2 separate regions of the Homo sapiens genome follow, and region 2 is linked to region 1. The links are chromatin contacts, found by Hi-C in ENCODE. All regions are on one chromosome and are shown on one strand. Each heading gives the region's core, a stretch centred on a gene start or an enhancer-like site at or near the end of the contact. The rest is flanking DNA. Distances are from core to core; before and after follow the strand shown. Region 1 overlaps LOC101929563 (a long non-coding RNA gene). Region 2 overlaps LOC101929563 (a long non-coding RNA gene).

What was found. A loop is a pair of places that touch in the nucleus more often than their neighbours do. Pooled maps may share reads with other maps.
Region 2: a map of PC-3 shows a loop between it and region 1 (8-fold over the local background). The contact joins two enhancer-like sites. A Hi-C loop is called at or near these places in 9 of 168 maps with a recorded cell type or tissue (B cell, CD8-positive, alpha-beta T cell, GM12878 and 6 more) and 2 of 50 pooled maps.

Annotation. Positions count from the first base shown.
Region 1 is chr9:23,579,570-23,586,455 of GRCh38, forward strand. The region is part of intron 11 of LOC101929563 (a long non-coding RNA gene); the gene reads right to left. Among named protein-coding and RNA genes, the nearest start is that of ELAVL2, 240 kb to the right of the region's middle. Within about 2 kb of position 3,407, at least 3 of the 41 ENCODE cell types and tissues checked have a DNase peak (open chromatin) inside an H3K27ac peak, as active enhancers do; they include PC-3, where a contact is called at or near this core.
Region 2 is chr9:23,618,253-23,624,452 of GRCh38, forward strand. The region is part of intron 9 of LOC101929563 (a long non-coding RNA gene); the gene reads right to left. Among named protein-coding and RNA genes, the nearest start is that of ELAVL2, 200 kb to the right of the region's middle. Within about 2 kb of position 3,424, at least 3 of the 41 ENCODE cell types and tissues checked have a DNase peak (open chromatin) inside an H3K27ac peak, as active enhancers do; they include PC-3, where a contact is called at or near this core.

The sequences.
Region 1 (6,886 bases), core at 2,157-4,656:
ATCATCCCATAGTCCTACTTCCTAGGAAAAGAAGTGAAAAGAAGGAACTGAATATTTATGCTGTTGTCTGACTGCTTTTAGACCTTAGCTGAAACTGAGATTTCTCTGAAGGAAGTACTCTTGTCTCATTCATCTTTGTGTACAGTGACTAGGATCCCACAAAGCACAAGGCACAAGTTTTATTAGTATTTGTTGACTACTGAATAAGGCCAAGGGCAAATGGTCAACTAGGAGTAATTTCAACTGCAAGTGGCAGAAAACTCAAAGGCAGTGATATAAGCAAACATATAGGTGTCTTTTTCTTATCTAGCTAGATGTCCAGAAGAAAGCAGGTGTTGATGTTTGTTCTATGGCTCAGCAATGTCAGGGGTGATATCTCTAAAATTCTCTCAGCCTTCCCCTTTTGCCTCAAGATGGCCGCATTAGCTTCGGTCACAAATCCATTTTCAAGGCAAGAGTACGCCTTGATGAGCCCCCAGTAGACTTCCAGTTAAATCTCATTAGCAGTGTTATATGACTTCCTCTTGCTGCAAAAGAGTCTGGGAAAGTGCTTGTATTTCCTGGAGCTTGTGTCTGGAGTTGGGCATAGAATCTGGATTCTGTTAGCAACAAAAAAGGGAGAAATGGGTACTGGATAGTCAATTAACAGTGTCTGCCTCAAGAAATGTTGTTCTCCATCTTTTTAAAGTGAAAATAAAAAGTAGAAATTGAAAACAGCTAATAAAACAATCAAGAAAAGAACATACATTCCATGCAAACTTCCATAGGTATGACCACTCACTGACAGCTGCTACGGATAATAGTGACTTGGTGAGTTGGAAGTTGTGGCTGGTTCAACAGCAAGGCTAATCAAGTAACTTGAGAATGCGTGTATCTTGAGTGATGCACTCAACTACATACTATGTCTGGGTCTCTTGTCCTTAAAAGGGGACCTAATACAGGATAGAAACAAACAAATTTGATTTGTCAAAGCTAGATGAATTATGAATGTCTTCCTTTGGTTTTAATGCAGTCCAATATTTTAAAAAATATTTTATGGAATTTGTAGAGGTGGAATTGGAAGAGACTCTATTTAGACTATACTCTTCATCATATCATGCAGCCTCTGCTTAAAATTTCCAGCAACAAGGTCTCTACTCTGTAAAGTAGCCAATTCAACATTTAAATTTCTCTAATGATCAGAAAAGTCTTTCATAATTTGAACTGGATTTTACTTCTCAGTGTTATGCATCTACTGTTTCTAACACTGATTTTTAGAGTGAGCAGAATAAGTTTGTGTCTCCTTGCATATGACAGCCCTTTAAATAAATCAACAAAGTTGAGATCCCTGTTCTTGTAGAGAAACAATTTGGGCCTTGAACTCTTCCTTAGTTGGCGCAACTTCCGTAGTCCCTTTGTCCACCCCTCATTCCAGATAGTTGCCCTTCTCTGGTTACTCTGAAGTAGTGAATGTTACTTATTTTATAGCTCTTGCAATAACACAATAACACAATATGCCTATAACCAACCGCCAAGGGTGATTGTAGATGTCTACAACTACCCTTGGTGTCGACACTCACCATTTCGATTTTGGTCCACGTCTCTGGGCCTAAGAAGATTATTTGACATCCTTACTCATCAAATATGCAAGTTCTCCCCCTGAACGTATTTGCCAAACAAGCCCTCCATGATGTCATCCAAATCGTTAGAATAAAAAAATTCAACAAGGCAGAGACAATATGCTAAAAGAGCTTTCCTTTCTGGTTATCAAGCCATTTATAAATATTGGGGTGAAACTGTTGTTCAATTGTCTGTTAAAGTACCACAAAAGATAACTCTCCATATTTTTCCATTTCATGCAGAGTTCTCAGGATTTTCCTTTCTGTCTCTCCACCAGGTAATTTAGAGCCTCCATAAATGATTTATTTGCCATGCTCTCCACCACATTTTAAACAGTACACCACAGATGTCTGGCACTCCTTTAAAACTCAGGTGGAAAAATGAGGGTGGGTGTTAACATTTATGTAATTTATGTACAGTTACTAAATAAACACTGCACTAGGAGATTTATATACATTATTTCCTTCGGTCCTCCTAACCACTTTTTAAGGTCTTACAATACCCCCCAGCTTTTTAAAGAGAGATTACTAAAAAGTTTACTGTAGTTCAGAAACTTGCTTTAGAACTATGTTATTTTTCTGGACACCAAATACACGTTGTTTTCCAAACAAATTCTCTAAATCTTTGACATCAACTGGGTGTCCGACAATTTAATTCAATTCCAACAACTATTGAGAAATAAAAACAAAATCCTAAGACCCAAGGAGACACCAGAGAAATCTTAAAAACTGAGTTCCTGGCCATGACAGGACAAGTGGTGAGACATGCCTCAGTATGCTCCTTTCTTATTAACCTTTAACCAGAATTCTTTCCTAAGGAGTAAACAGAAACCAGCTTTGGAAAAGAAGAAACAGACAACTCATTTCATTAATCACCTTTAACCAACCATCTGAGGCCATGTCTGCACTTCCCCTCCCTCTTTGCTGTTTCTACATGACAACTCACCAGTTTCACAATGCATCCTTCCTGAAAACTAACCACCCTCTCCAGGCTGGTTTTGGCCAACTCATGGAGGATGCACAGTGAGGGTTCTCGTGTCCCTCTGCTTCACCTTTTGACATCAGCGAGCTCAAAACTCCACCCTTGGACCATGCTAACAACACCCTTTATTTTCGAACATGTGACTCATGAAGAGCCATGAAGCTCAGTTGTGCATGCATATGTTTCTCCTTTCAAATATTCCTTATATAGCTATTAAATATGTATACTTAGCCAACCTGTTCAGCATAAATTCCTGTATTATGCTTCCTTCCCTCAAAGTGCTTGCTCTCGGTGGCCAAAGGCCATGGTTCCTAGCCTGTGGAATGGCCAGTTTATTTCTCTTTTATGAGAAATAGTTTTCCTGTCCAAATTTATGAAACTCATCATTCTTCAGATGTCAATACCCAGAGTTGACACAGATCGTACAGCTCAAGGGCTCAATCCCACAAGACTTCTCCCACTTCAGATGCCAACTGCAAGTGGGGTGCTCAGGCTACCCACACTTCTGCCCAGCTGACTACAAATTCAGGGGTTCCCACGACCCTCTCCTCAAGTTTATAATTCCTTAGAAAAACTCATAGATCTCAGGAAAACACTACACTTAAAGGATAGCCAAATGGAAGAGACACTAGAACAAGATATGGAAGGGGTAGAGGGGTAGTCCAGAGCTTCCATGCCCTCTCCAGGTGCACCACCTTCCTAGAATATCAACATGTTCACCAATTAAGAAGCTCACCAAACACTGTCGCTTAGGAGTTTTTATGAAGGCTTCGCTATATAGGCACGGTTGACTAAATCATTGGTCACTGGTGACTAAATTCAATCTCCAGCCCCTCTTTCCTCTCTGGAAATCAAGGGGTGGGGCTGACAGTTCTAACATTCTAGTCACATGACTCTCTAAAGCCTCTGCCCATGGTTTAGTCATCTCATTAGTACACAAAAGACAGTGAAGTCCAAGGGTTTTAGAAATCTGTGCCAGGAACCAGGGGCAAAGACCAAGTTTATATTTTTTATTACACCACAAGATCCCATGGTTAGTAATGGTAGAGCTGTATTTCTAACTCAGGTCGGCTTATGGTTGAATTTCATATTCTCCTCTTATGACAGATTTCCTACTGATGAATCAAATTTTATAGAACGAAAGCTATATTAGTACAAGATATTTTGAGATGCGCTCCAAGTAGAAATATCCTGTGTCAAAGTCACATCAATCTGAAAACTGGTAATCAAGAAAATTAGTCTTGAGAAATGTGTTTTCCTTATTCTGAATAATCATGATCAGCTCTTTAATTGTTATATTTACCCTTCATACGCTAAAGCAAGTCAAATAGGTAAGACCTTCGTTCTCCATCACTTACGTATTACTAACTGTAGGTTAAGGATCCAACTAATATTTTACAGTAACTTTCACACTTATCCTTTGCCCACTGATTCACTCACATACTCTCACGCTCAGGGGTTTATGTAACTATACTCATCTAGAAAGCAAAAAGAAATAGGTTTATCACACACAGAAAGAATTTTAAAACAATGAATAATGTTGTAGGAAAACAGAGGATTATAGCTTGAGTGACTTGTGTACCAAACAGTACAGCATGCTCTGTGTGGGTCTGTTCCTGTCACCTGCAAAACTGTGTGGAAAATATTCTTGGAACAGAAAGTAGAGCCTTTTTGTGTCATCCTACTCCATTTTTTAACAGCTTAATAGAAATGACTGAACATATAATTCATTTGAGTAACAAAAATTAGTTATAAATTTCCATTTCAGGCTGGGCGTGGTGGCTTACACTTGTAATCCGAGCACTTTGGAAGTCTGAGGCAGGTGGATCACCTGAGGTCAGGAGTTCAGGACCAGCCTGGCCAACATGGTGAAACCCCATCTCCACTAAAGATACAAAAAAAAAAAAAAATTAGCTGGGCATGGTGGCGGGCACCTGTAATCCCAGCTACTTGGGAGGCTGATGCAGGAGAATCGCTTGAACCCAGGAGGCAGAGGTTGCAGTCGGCCGGGATTGCACCACTGCACTCTAGCCTGGGCAACAAGAGCGAAACTCCATCTCCAAAAAAAAAAAAAAAAAAAAAAAATTAATTTCAAAATTTTCAGCAACAAAAGAATCTATACCATTTATTGAGCTCCTTTGATGCCAATTGCTAATAACATTAGGCACCTTTAAAATATCTAATCCTTGCAACCAGCTCCACAACACAGATGTCATATCCCCATTTTACACAAAACTAAACTGAGACTCAAAGGTTGAGAGGCAAACCATGTGGAACATACATTGTTCTTATGACATCTTGCTATACTAAACTCTCCATCCTCATATCCCTGAGAAGTCTTCAAGAACCATGCAGATATATTTTCTTAAAAAGATGATAGGGAAAGAAGGGAAAGCAAGGGAAAATTTTTTAAAAAGGGAAAAGGGAAGAAAAGGAAGGGAAGGGAATGGAGGGTAAGGCCAGATGACACAAAGCAAAACAACACAACTACTCTACACCAGAGCATCTGGAGAAACAATAGCTAAAATTCTGTATGTTTCTCACCACAAGCCAGAGATTATATTGACATCGTGTCACCACTCCAATGTGTTTCCAAATATCTTGGTCATTCAGTCAATATATTCAATGAGAACTTCTCTGCACTCAGAATGTTGTAATAGGTGCTGTGGGGAAAATACACACGCAATAAAAGATAAGTTGCCACCCTTATGGCACTCACAATTGAGCTAGGTCAAGAATATAAATTCATGAAATAGCAGGAGACTTTCATGGTAACACCTTAAGGACAGATATCTCTAGCACCAGCTATGAAGCCAGAAAGTGGAAGTGCACGAGTTGGGCAGGCTCTTCCATAAGCCAGACTTCTCAATCTGGATTTGAAAAGAACCAAAGAATAGGACGTGACTTTGCCACCAAGAATTAAAACTGAAGGTTCTTTATTGTGCATGCTGCGTGTCAACAGACAGCCCATGGTAGACTCTACTTCAAGACCATTATGAGAAATAAGCAGTTCCTCCTCTGGACTCTCAGCAAGGTAGTTGATCTTGGTCCCAAACACTTTACCCTACCAGGATGCACACTTCAAACCTTGAAACTCTTGGTGATAATGAAACAAACTAAGATTCTAAGCCTGTTCCTCTGCAAATAGTTCTTTGTCAAGATTCTATGCCAAACAGTGGAATAGTGTCTACTTCTGTTTTAGTAACACAGTAACAGGCACCTGGGCAAAAATGATCACGAAAATAAAGTCACACTCCATCATCATAAGTGATTTATGGATATTCCATTTTCTGAGGCTGCCGTGTCTATTTCTAAAACCAAGGTGCCAGACAGGACGAAGATACTCGAACAACAAATGGCTGAACTGAAGCCTTCACATAAGCCTCAAGAATTTGGCAAGGTTTATGTTGATATTTAAAACCCCAATATCAGAACAGTTGTATAAAGACATAAAAGGACATGTTTTTGTTCAGGTGTCTGTGACTGATGGAGTGATTTCAGTGATTTTGAGACAGTGTTTTGAAAAGCACATCCTGACACACATCTTGAGGAGGATTAGCAATCCCCTGTATTTCTTGATGTCCCACACAGGCACAGTATACAGTTCTCACTGACTGGATGACTGGGTGCTATATTCCAATACTCCCTTAGAGAAGGTGTCCAAAAAGTGACACAATGTAAACTTTGTGTTTACATATTTCCATATAAGTCCATTTTAAAATTTCAATGATTTTTTTCTGAACGAGCATCTGTAGGTCCACGTAGTTCCATAAAAGGAGAGATTTCTGTTTCCTAATACTCTGTGCTAAATCCCTGTTGGCTCCATGTATACTTAAATAATCTGGAGTTTATTCATTATAAAAGACTTAGCTCACTGGCTCACTGAATACACTGATTTTCATCCAACAAACATTTACTGAGGAACTACTTTATTATAGGCCTTGTATCCAGTGTTTGGAGAGATAGAAAAGGACCTGGTTCCCACCCCACTCTTAGGTCACTCAGTCTAAAGGGCTGTCAGACCACTAGGCAATTACAGTGCAGTGTGAAGAGGGCTAAAGAAGTGCAAGGTGATGTGCAGCCATATGGGCGGGAGGGGTAGAAGGGAGAGCCAGCAGACCAGCCTGAATTGTACCTTTCTAAATTTACCTTTCTTGTGGTAAATCCACACTTCAGCCATGTCAGGAACGATGGCACCTTTTTAGGTAGTGAGTACTTGAATCAATGTGATCAAATGCTTCTACTCCTAAGAAGTGACAATTGAGTAAACCATATTCTTTCTTATATTTTTAACTGATAAAAATAA
Region 2 (6,200 bases), core at 2,174-4,673, 39 kb after region 1:
GAATGTTTTAAAGATCAACATTCAATCATGAAGTAAGTGTTTATTGAGTGACTGGCAAGTTTCAAGCACATTGCTAAAACTTTAGGGTTAAAAGGCTGCACAAGATAGTTTCTTCTTACAAGAGGCTCGAGACTAATGGGAGAGAAAAAGTAACCAGTTTCAAGAGAGTGAAAAATGGCTAATCTAGAAATCTGAACAGGCACGGATAGGACAGAGGGCTCCTCTAACTATTGGGGTGTGGGGCAGTTCAAAGGATAGGGAGGCCTCTCAGAGGCCTTGAAGTTGGGTTTTGTAGAATACGTACAGGAATTTGCCAAGATGGAGTAAGAAATTCCAGAGAGAGAAAACAGTAGGGGGTTAAGGAACAGAAGTGTGAGAAAACATGGTGCTAGAGGTCTGAGAAAGCAATCCATGTAGAAAAGAATTACTTTTGTCATACTTACATTTGGGTAACTGGTATATTTTGTAAACACTCCCACACAGAGCATATTATGAGAACCTAAGCACTGTTTGAGTGAAACTTGAGTATGGGCACTGCTGAAAAAGGAGACTGGGGAGTTGAGGACATGTTCTTTGCAACCCTGGGAATCTGACTTTTTAGAGGAGAGGGGAAGAGTTATGTCTGGGTTACCATAGGATGAGCAGAGACCAAGGCCCTCATCTTACACCACTCTCCTCCTTCTCCCTGCTCACTCTGCTCCAGCAACATGGGCTTGCTTTCTGCTGCTTGAGCTCAGAGCTAAGCTTATTCTCCCAACAAAGTATTTGCATGTGCTCTTCCCTCTCCGTAGAACACTCCTTCCCAGCCTTGAGATCTCATTTCAGTAGCACCTCCTCAAAGAGGCCTTCTCTTGTCCACCCAATCTAAAATAGCATCAACTGAAATGTTCACATTCTTTCACTTGATTATTGCTTGTCTTCACAACTAGAGTGCAAGTTCCATGAAAGCAAGACTGCCAAGGCCTTGTTACTTGTATAGTCCAGAACTATGGGTACCACTAGACCATTTATTCACACCTGGCCATTTCATCCTATGACAGATAAGGAGAAAATGGACCAGAGGAGAACACACATGGGATGGTTAGGAGACTCCACACCACAGTCTATGAAGAAGAAGCTACTGTCTGGTCCACCTAAAAACCTGAATGAGAATAGAAAAAACTTGGAAACCATGTGCTTTGGGAGAAAACTGCAGGGCCTGGGATATTCAGCCCCAGTAAAAAGTACTCTCAGATGGTGCATCCTCTTTTCATATGTCTGGAGGTATCATGTGGAAGGAGGACTGGAACTGCTCTGGATGACACACCAGGTGAAAGACCACAAGGTAGAAGACAAGTGAGAAAGTAAGATTTCAGCTCCACATGAGGAAGAACAGTAACAGGCAAAGTGACAGTCGAAAGTTCACAAGGGCATTTCAGAAGGTTCCAGGTTCCCATCAGCAGAACTGTTTAAGCAGAAGCTGGCTAACCAATCCAATAGGGTTGAAAAGCTCAAGCCTTAGGTTACAGAGCAGACAAAATAACTAACATTTGTATGTCACTAACTGCATGCCGGGAGCAATCTTCGAGGTGCACGACAAATATGAACTCATTTAATCCTTACAACAACCTGAGAAGGCAGGTGCTTCTGTCATCATTTTACAGCACAGACTAAGACACAGAAGTCAAATAACCTGACCGAGTTCACCTTGCCAGGAAATGGCAGAGCCAGCTTTTTAAATGACCTTTAATGTGTCCTCTAAATTTCACAGTAATTTTTTTATGCCTCCACTAGCAATGAGTTGCTATCCTATTTTTATCATCTCCAGGGAAAAAGCTTTCCAAAATGTCCAAGTGTGACTGTCCAGCACCATGGGGGCTCAGAGTGTAGGTGGCACATAACACTGTACTTCAGTACTTGCATAGAACAGTCATTCTGAAAAGCTGTGCTGAATGAGGGACACAGCCCTTGGTGTAGCACATATTTCTTTATTTTTATTGTCTATATCCCCATAACCTTCAGATCCACAAGGAAAAGGATTTTTTCTGTTATCGTTGACTGCTATGTTCCCAAGTGTTAAATAAATATTTGTTGAAAATAGAAAAGAAAGGAAAGAAGAGAAGGAGGAACAAAGTCGGTATCTTCAAGGATTCTCCACCTTGGACTCGGCACATTAGCTTCTATGCGGGCCTTTTCATTTGAACGTATCAAGAGAAAAACCACTAGGAGCCCAGATCTCAGACAAACTAAACATGTAGCTTTTGTGGTTTTCAAGAGAATCCATTGCAAACAGTTTGGTTTCTAGGTTAAAAGAAAAACAAAAACAAGCATTTTTCAAGCAAGGTAGCTGAAGCACAGATAAAAGTTTAGAGTACATCTCTGGGTTGCTGTCAAAATCCCTTTCTGATTAAATGTAATAAAAGAGAGTCAATACTAAAATGTTAATAAAATGATGTTTTTCCCCTAGTCGCTAGCATCTAATAAAGGTGTTTTGATCCTATTTATGAAATAAATTATATTACTTAGTACCCAAAGGTGTGATTTTGTCTGTGGGAGGTAATCATATTCTAATTTAATGACAGAGAGGAAAAATCATGCATGACTAAAATAGCTGTAACACAGGCTATCCAGCTTTAAGAAGACTTACATCTTGAAAGGGGCTACAGACATGCCAATGCTTGTTAAAGTATTAAAATTAACATGTTTAAATTTTTTCATTTACTATATATTCAGTGTGCCTTCTTCCAGATCCCATAAGCCCACACTATCTTTCTCATGCATATTTAATCTTTTTTTCCCTGGGAAGTCAACTCCACAACCACCCCTCCAGAAAAAGAACTGTAAACAAGGCTGAAGGGAAAAGTGAGACAGGGAGATGAGGCGAGAGCAATGCAAAAGGACAGATGGCTAAGAAAAGCAGAGCATCCTAGAGTCACCCTCAAAGGAAGAGAGAGACAATTAGAACCAGAAGGGAGCAGATTCATTTCGGAGGCATTTAAGGCTCTAATATCTTCCCCAAGCGGAGAAATGGGTTCTATTTTGAGGCAAAGGGGAGGCTTATGAATACTTTATAATGTTTGCATTAGACAGCCTATGTCAGCATGAATAGATTGCATCCTTTGGGTGAGTAAGCCACTCCCTGGTCAGTGGTTAGAAATTTTAAATGTCTTTCCTGAAGCAAACTTCCTGGGAGCAGTTGAGTCACCAACTAAGGTGATTTAGAGGCAGACAGAAAACCTTTAATGGAGGAATAATGAACTACTCTGCATGCATCCATTAGGCCCCAAGAGTATAGGAGGCCTCCCAACAGGGTTCAGCAGAAAACCATTAGTGCAGCCACATTTTGAACTGTATGAAGACAACTGGGGAAGAACCTAAAGCGTAAACTCTCTCTTCAGCCACACCAACATCATTTTCTACCTTAAGCTGGGATGGCATGACTGGTATGTGATTTCGTAAGAAAAAAGGGGTCAGTATGATTTATTAAAATTCTAATCATTCAATCAAAATTTCTGGTGAGAATTCCCTTGTCTAATACTTGGGCAACCATAACTAAGGCCATCCTGCTGTCCAAGCACATTTTTGTTTCAAGTGAGTAAGGCAAGTGCTGTGCCTGAGTTATATAGGAAATACATGCTTTCCTATAAGATTGCTAAGGGCTAACTAAATTCTAGGCCTAATTAATTTCATTAAAATGACACTTGGTTTGAAAAATATTTTAGTTTCACTTCTCTCAGAAGTAGATCAAGAGGTGGATATTAGAATGCAAGTGGGAGGTGATTTGGGGCAACTCCTGCAAAAACATGAGACAGGAAAAAGGAAGTGAGCTAATAAAAGGTTCATTGTCAATAAATTACCACAATGGGCAAGTGGCGCTTAATCTCACTGGGGAATTCTAGGAAGCAGCATGGAAAATGTGCCTCAAAACTTAACCCGCCTGAGAGAGGAAGTATAGTCATATACCAGCTCCCCATTATGGGATGCTGGGGGTGGGAAAAAGGCCTTAATTGTCCAGCACTTTCCAACCTGCTGCCTGCCTGAGGGTGGAAGAGTGGGTGGTGGTTGAGGGAGAAAGCCGAGTGGGTTTCAGCAGCCACGGAAAGCACGTAAGGAGAAAGAAGCTGGTGCTTGCACCAGAGGTCAAGCCCAGTGTGCACTGAAATGGCAGGGGTCTAGGGCAGCAAGAGCAACTGCTGCTGCAGGAAGAAAAGTCAAAAAGGAAGCAAGCGCCAGTGGACTATAGCGAACTAGAAAACATGGGCTTTCAGTGTCGCTTGTAGATACTAACATTCGTTACAGGCTTCAATCCAACCAAAAAAAGTTACTCATATACCCCCAGCAGCTGCAGCCACACAACCACTACCACCACCCAGTGCCCAGAATGCTTAGGTGGAAGACAAAGCTGGATTGCTCTGCTTAATAAGGGGTGTGGAACTTAAAGTGCCCTAAGAGAATCAAGGAAAGAGGACAGATGCCTAGGAGCCTGGGTACTGTGTGAAAGTTGAGGAAGAAAAAAAAAAAATCACCACCCCTACTCTCCATTCTGCTCTAGGAAGAATAGCTATGTAGAAAAGACTGGAGAAAAGAAATCTGTAACAGACGATTTTTCATAGTTTCTTGTTTCTTAATGTGAGACACACATATGCACATACAATAAACTTCCTCTCCCCTCTATTCTTAAAAACCTTCAGTGCAAACTACATTATCCACTAACACTTTGGTAGGAGGTGATTCTAGAGTCACTCCGAAGGTTGCCATGCCCTACATCTGAGGTGGGCATTGACAAGGGGACAGTGCACTTCCTAGCTATATCCCTGTTCAGAGCACTTTCTAACATACCAGAGCTCCACAACAAGTCACTCGTTCGCTGATTCAGTCTCAGATGTACATTTTGGTGTTTCCCCCACCGAGATCCCCCATTAGATGTTTTAAAAATTGAGACCAACATGAAACTCTGACTTCTGGGGTAAAAACTCCCAGCAGTTTTAATATATTGGGATAACCACATAGCTCTTATCAGTTAAAGAGTATGTATTAAGATTGCCACAATCCCCACCACTCTTTTTGTTTCCCATACATTACACTTGCACTGATTTTTCCCAGGAAATCCTAGCAAAAACGTGTCTAGCAAACATGGAAAAAGGAAAACTACTGCTAGCCAGAGCACTGCATGATTCTAGAACAAAAGAGAATGTATACTTCTCTGTGGAAATGAAGAACAATCCTAAGTCTAATACAAAAAGTGTGTGTTGTGTTTGAAGTTTCTGGAGTCCTTGAGACTGACCTTTATGCTCAGAAAAGATTACTCTGATGGCACTTTGGTTTTAAATATTAATATTTGATTTTTCAGGTTATAAATTTAAAAGTCTAAAATAAATAAATTTAAAAGCCTACTTTTTCCTTCAGCTTACAAATATAATTCTGTTTATAATCTAGGAAAGTTTAGCAACTGCTTTTAAGGGTACTTAGAGGAATATTTAGCACCATTTATAAATAGTTAACTAAACCTCTTCAAACATTTTTAAATTCATTTATAAATTTAATATATTTGATTTCCTTTAAGTACTTCAATTGTCTGACTTTAAACCTTCCTGGGTAATTAAATAAATCTCTGAAATCTAATGAATTAAATTTATAAATATGGTGAATCAAATTCATTTAAATATTCCAGCACTGTAGATCAATTTAGTAATATTTCAACCTAAAACCATAAGCCTAAGTCAATTACGCAATTATGCATTTTATATTGGAATTATAAGGCTGGTCTGTTTAACAGAACAAATTCTCTTAAGCATTACAAAAACTTAAATACCAAATAAACACGGATTCCTTTTTTACACAAAAGCATGTTGTGTTAGTTTTGATTCTCTCAAATACTGCTATATTTAAAGCTTTACTCTTTTAACTCCCTAGTTGAAAGAGATGATGACTTCTTTTCCAACTAATGAACACCACTGTTGATTTTGACCAAGTCATTAGAGTCTTCGCAAAATTGATGGGAGATCATGAGCCCTATTTATAGACTATGTGACGGACTTCAAACTAAAGTTGGTGGTCATGTAACTTAGTTCCTAAGATTTGAGTCACATTGTAACCAAACTGCAAATGAGATTAGAGTTTCTAACTGTCACTCAGGTAGCTATACCACTTGGCTGGATTCTATAGTTCTTCCGCTCCTAAAATATATAAATATCTCCCCTTTTAAATCTAAAGACCTGTGA